Regions from separate parts of the Homo sapiens genome. Here region 1 is linked to region 2. The links are chromatin contacts, found by Hi-C or POLR2A ChIA-PET in ENCODE. All regions are on one chromosome and are shown on one strand. Each heading gives the region's core, a stretch centred on a gene start or an enhancer-like site at or near the end of the contact. The rest is flanking DNA. Distances are from core to core; before and after follow the strand shown.

What was found. A loop is a pair of places that touch in the nucleus more often than their neighbours do. ChIA-PET counts read pairs that join two places held with the same protein, here RNA polymerase II (POLR2A). Pooled maps may share reads with other maps.
Region 1: a pooled map shows a loop between it and region 2 (4-fold over the local background). The contact joins two enhancer-like sites. A Hi-C loop is called at or near these places in 2 of 168 maps with a recorded cell type or tissue (naive thymus-derived CD4-positive, alpha-beta T cell and posterior vena cava) and 6 of 50 pooled maps. POLR2A ChIA-PET finds 5 or more read pairs at or near these places in 2 of 52 experiments (CD4-positive, alpha-beta T cell and RWPE1).

What each region holds. Positions count from the first base shown.
Region 1 is chr13:51,956,782-51,959,654 of GRCh38, reverse strand. ATP7B (ATPase copper transporting beta) reads left to right here. Exons shown (of 21, transcript NM_000053.4): 8 at 1,111-1,344; 9 at 2,048-2,139. Among named protein-coding and RNA genes, the nearest start is that of ATP7B, 53 kb to the left of the region's middle. Within about 2 kb of position 1,299, at least 3 of the 41 ENCODE cell types and tissues checked have a DNase peak (open chromatin) inside an H3K27ac peak, as active enhancers do.
Region 2 is chr13:52,200,120-52,203,016 of GRCh38, reverse strand. No RefSeq gene overlaps it. Among named protein-coding and RNA genes, the nearest start is that of NEK3, 42 kb to the right of the region's middle. Within about 2 kb of position 1,281, at least 2 of the 41 ENCODE cell types and tissues checked have a DNase peak (open chromatin) inside an H3K27ac peak, as active enhancers do.

The DNA.
Region 1 (2,873 bases), core at 50-2,549, 240 kb after region 2:
GAACTAGCTGTGTGTCTGGTGGGAAGTGTGCCCTCTATGTGTATATTTTGGAATATAAAACTAAATCCCTGTCCTAATATTGGAATGTTTAGGGGCTATTTGGGGGCAAGCATTGGTAGGCTGGATTTTTTTTTTTTTTTTTTTTTGAGACAGGGTCTCACCCTGTCACCCAGGCTGGAGTTCAGTGATGTGATCATAGTTCACTGTAGTCTTGAACTCCTGGGCTCAAGCGATCCTCCCACCTCAGCCTCCTGAGTAGCTAGGACCACAAGCGCCTGCCACCATGCCTGGCTAGATAGGGTCTTGCTATGTGCCCAGGTTGGTCTCAAACTCCTGGCCTTCAACAGTCCTCCAAGCTCAGTCTCCCAAAGCTCTGAGATGACAGGTGTGAGCCACTGCACCCAGCCTGAATTTGTGTTTTTCTATATTTTGTTTGATTATAAGTGTAATGTACACTTATTATTAACAATTCAAACCGTACTGAAGTATAAGAAGAAAAGAGGAAGATGCCCTTTCACTGATCACATTCTGCCTCCCGCCCAATCTCATTCCCCAGTGTTGCTATGGTGATATTAATAGTTGGGCATTAATCTCTCCAAATCTTTATATAGAGAAAATGCACACTTGCGTGTATGTGTATGTATATGTTCACGTAATACAGATACAGACTTTTTTAACTGAAATGGGATCATACAAGATAGACTGATGTGCAGCTGGCTTTTTCACTTAACTATGTATTAGACATCTTTTATGCCAGTGGGTTATAGATAGAGCCCATTCTCTTTAGGGAATGGAATGCCTTGTGCTGTCTACAGTACAAATGAGTCGTGATTTTTTTCCCCAACTTTTCACCATTCTCTTATTAGAGGACATTTGTGTTGTAAGCACTGGGTTTTAAAGGTCTCACATGCTCTTGGTCATCCATTCCTGTGGACAGTAGTCCTCTGAATGGGAAAGTATATTTCATAAACGCCCATCACAGAGGAAGAAGTACTGTCACGACTGTGCACAAAGCTAGAGGCTTTGCCATCCCCAGGGCCCTTGGCCCTGTGTCGCTCATTGAACTCTCCTCCCTACTTGCTGGCAGCCTTCACTGTCCTTGTCTTTCAGCTCCTCGGTGGGTGGTACTTCTACGTTCAGGCCTACAAATCTCTGAGACACAGGTCAGCCAACATGGACGTGCTCATCGTCCTGGCCACAAGCATTGCTTATGTTTATTCTCTGGTCATCCTGGTGGTTGCTGTGGCTGAGAAGGCGGAGAGGAGCCCTGTGACATTCTTCGACACGCCCCCCATGCTCTTTGTGTTCATTGCCCTGGGCCGGTGGCTGGAACACTTGGCAAAGGTAACAGCAGCTTCAGGTTCAGAAAAGAGCTGCTCCTTCAGTAAACAAATCTCACTTCCTCTGAACACCATGTTTAGAATTACTAATTATACACAGCATAGAGACAGACTTAAAGAAATAGGAAACCTCCATATAATTAAGGTGCTCTAGTCACTAATCTCCAAATTGGTCACTACTTCTGAAATCCCAGCTAATCTGGTTAATTATTAAAACCATCATTCAGGTGTATTGTGTAAACTAAAGAAACCTGGCCTTCAGGGCAGAGCCTACATTGTCTCTTGGTGCAAAACTGAATATGTAGTTGGTCTAGACATCCATACATCCTCCTCAAGGTCATGCCATTTTTAACACCCTTCATTGTCCCCAACACTGAAATGTATCTTACAAGAGAATGGAACTCAGGCCCTAAAAGAAATTAGATTGAACCTAAAAGAAAATGGTCAGTGGGAAGACTGATGTTTGTTTCCAGTCTGAAATGTAATTCCCGGACTTTAGTGGCACAGGCACTGTGCATCACTGTGGAAGTGACATGTGGCCATGTGTGGTGGATAGCAAGTAACGCCCACCTGCAGAGCCTTTTATCGTGCCGTGCGGCTGTTTCTCTCGCACCAGCTGTCTCTAACACCACGCTTGTGACTCTCAGGCTGGGTTTGGACAGGTCTGCTTTCGATAGCTCTCATTTCACATTCTGGTTATTTCCTAGAGCAAAACCTCAGAAGCCCTGGCTAAACTCATGTCTCTCCAAGCCACAGAAGCCACCGTTGTGACCCTTGGTGAGGACAATTTAATCATCAGGTGAGTTATGGTTATCAAATGTCTTTGTGGTTGGTATCTATCAATCTGTGTGAGCTGCATCAGATGCCCATGTTGTATTGACATTGCAATAGACCTTGTGAGTGTGGGCAGAGACACAGTAAGATCACCACTCTCAATCCAGCTACGAAAGCAAGGCATTGAACTATAAAACTAGCAAGATTTGTAGGTGGTGTGTGTGTGCGAAATGGCACATGGGAGGTGTAGATGATTAGTATTCCAGGAATTAAGAAGAGGAAGGCCAGTGTTGGTCAAGGGAAACTTCACAGAGAACATAGAGTATGAATTAGGCCTTCCTAGTAAGATACACATTCAGACAGGCAGAGAGATAAGGACTTCAACTTGCTAAAGAATAAAAATTGAAGGAGAAATTTATCTTCTTCTTAAGGTTGCCTGATATTAAAAATAATAATTATTATTATTCCTGGAAACTCTTGTTGCATTTATTGTTTGCTAGACACTATTCTAATCTCTTTGTATTTAATCTAACCAAAGATGGAAACTTTCTGAGGCAGGGACTATTATTACTCTTAATTTACAGATGAGGAAGCTGAGGTTCAGAGAGGCTAAGCAACTGGCCCAAGGTCACACAGGTATTCAGTAATGGAATTGGGATGTAACCCAGGCTGGTGGATCCAGAGTCTATTTTCTTAACCTTTACACACACTGACTCTTAATGCATATTTAATAATATGGAAATTTTTCTAATTAAGGCT
Region 2 (2,897 bases), core at 32-2,531:
TCACAAAGCCAGGCACAGGGGGCTGGGAGCAGTAGAGCATGGTCACAGAACCCAGCCCAGAGGACCAGGAAATGTTCTGGAGCTTGGGGCAAGAGCTGAGCCTTGAAGTAGGAGTAGGAGTTAGGCAGGGAAGAGGAAGGGAACACAGCATTGGATGGCAAGGAGATGGGGGAAGGCATGGCCGCGTCTGGGAGCTGCAGGGGCTCCCGTCAGGGTGGGAGGAGAGGTAATGGGAAGGAGACTAGCGAAGGAGGCAGGGCTGATCTTGAGGGGTCTCACAGGCCCTGCTAAGAGAGTGCAGGGTTTCTTTAGAGGATGGTAGAGGGAGCCGCTGAGTAATACAGACTTCCTGATGTGAACATAGCTGTGTGGAGGAGGCTGACAGCATGGACTCTGGGTCGACTGTCCGGTCCTCAAAAGCTGGCTCTCCCACCTGATGATTTTGTGATAGTGAGAAGCTCCTGTAAGCCTCAAATTTCTCATCTTAAAAGTGAAAAATGGTGTTACTTGCCTCAGGAAAGTTTGTGAAGATGAGACAATACATATAAAGCACTATTATAGTGTCTAATACTTAGTGGTCAATAAATGCTAACTATTGTTGTTATGGATCATTTGAATAATAATGAGGTATACAGTTTGTCTCATTTTATAGACTTGTGATAATGGAATGAATGAACTTTGTCACAGCAAAATAAGTTTAAAATGTTAGTTGTGTATCCTGATAGAAAATATAAACTTAAAAAGATTTCTTTGTGAGACAGAGGTCTCACTATGTTGCTCAGGCTGGTCTCGAACTCCTGGCCTCAAGCTAACCTCTCGCCTCAGCCACTGTGTCTAGCTAATATAAACATTTGTTTATTCATTCCACAAATATTGATTGACCATGAAGGATGTACCAGGCACAATTCTAGGCTCTTGGGATAAGGTAGTAAATGAGGCTGCCCCTTGATGAGGGGTCCCTGCTCTCACTGAGCTTACATTCCAGCAGGGAGGCTGATGATGAGAAAGGAAACCACGTGTTTCCCAAGACCTGTACATTCCGCCAGGGCAGGGAACATGTTGCATTTGTACCTTGATCTATCCCAAATGCATGAGACAGGGCCTAGGTCAGGCACTTGATGAACGTGTTGAGTGAACGGAAGATTATTTCAGATAGTGCTGAGTGCCGGAAGACAAGGAAACAGCGCGACATGACAGAGTGGGAAGGTCGACTTGGCTAGATGCGGTGCACGGCTGAGAAAGCACTGCTGAGCTGAAGTGGATGGTATGAAGGAATCAGTCATGGGACAATCTTTGGGACAGCTATTCCAGGCCAAAGAATTTTCCATGCCTAAGCTGAAGGCCCTGAGGCAGGGCTGTGCTGGGAATGCACAAAGATGGGAATGAATGGACCCCACAGCACGGGGGCCAATCATTTGTGGGTCGTTGGCAGGCATGTCTTTTATCTAACAAGAGACTATGTTTGCCTCCAGAGGGCACTTGAACATAACAAATGCATCTAAGGGCCAGCTTAGGTTAACACTTAGACAGAGAAGCAGTTTCCTGAAAGCATAACTTCAGAGGCCAGGAAAGCAAAAAGAAAATAATCTCAGCTGAAGCCTTTGCTTATTGAAATTTGAAAGCACCTCTTTTAAAAATTAACTTTTATGAGATAGTACAAGTGTAAGCTAGCAATGTGGTCTTTCATACATTAGTGTTAGTTTAACAACATAGCCCTCCCCTTGGTGGATAGATGAGAGAGCAGTTTGACAGGTAGGAGAGGGGACGAAAGGCTAATTTAGAGAGGTCTCGGCAAGGGTGTCAGGCCTGGGTGAGACCCAAAGCAAGGAGGCTCTGAGAAGCTAAAAGGCAACATAGAGAGGGGCCAAGGGACGGGGGGAATGAGTACAAGAAGGCAAGAGGATGGGCTGGGGGAACCAGAGTACTCTCATGCACTTTAGAAATTGACCTGAGGACAGTTCTGCCTGGTCATATCTCTATCGTCTCCAAAAGTCATGTGCTAAGCACTGTTTCAACATAGTTCTATGTCATATGCTGTGCAATACACACTAGTGTGACATGATCCTGGTCTTCCATGCACCTAAAATCCAAGGCAGTTTTACACATGAATATACTAAGAACGAGTCGTCTTACGTGGAGGGGAAAGACAAGTACCTAGACAATCTAATTTGAAGGGCACGAAACCACTTCATCTTCCGTCCCATCTCCCATAAGTCCTCCTGCTGCTGAGGGGCTTTCCGTGCCCCTCCCTCTTACTTTGTCCTTTGGCTTTGGGCACTAAAGCGCTTGTGAAGAAGCTAATGAAATCTAGGAAACTCATCCATCTGGGTGCAACCTCTCTGGGCCTCCACAGGCCTGGCACCTGTTGCATTGCCTATCTTGTTAGTTTACCTGCTCCACATCTGTGATCTCTGCTAGATCACCAGCCCCTTGAAGCAGGGAACAAGTCATACTCACCTGTGTATTCCAAGGGGACTAAAGCTTCATTTTTCACATAGTGTTATACAGTTACACTAATATCATCTACCTATATATTATATAAACATGCACTTATGTTCATCTTTTGCTGCCGTTCTTTTTTTTGAGACAGGCTCTTGCTCTGTCACCCAGGCTGAAGTGCAGTGGCACTGCAGCCTCTGCCTCCTGGGCTTAAGCAATCCTCCCACCTCAGCCTCCAGAGTAGGTGGGACTGCAAGCACACATCGCCATGCCCACCTAATTTATTTATTTATTTGTATTTTTTGTGGAGGTGAGGTTTCACCAAGTTGCCCTGGCTGGTCTCAAGCTTTTGGGCTTCAGTAATCACCACCTTGGCCTCCTAAAGTGCTGTTTTAGGCTGTGTTTGATACTGTAGTTTGATCTGGTTTATAAGATAGACCAGCTGGAGATCTATCTAT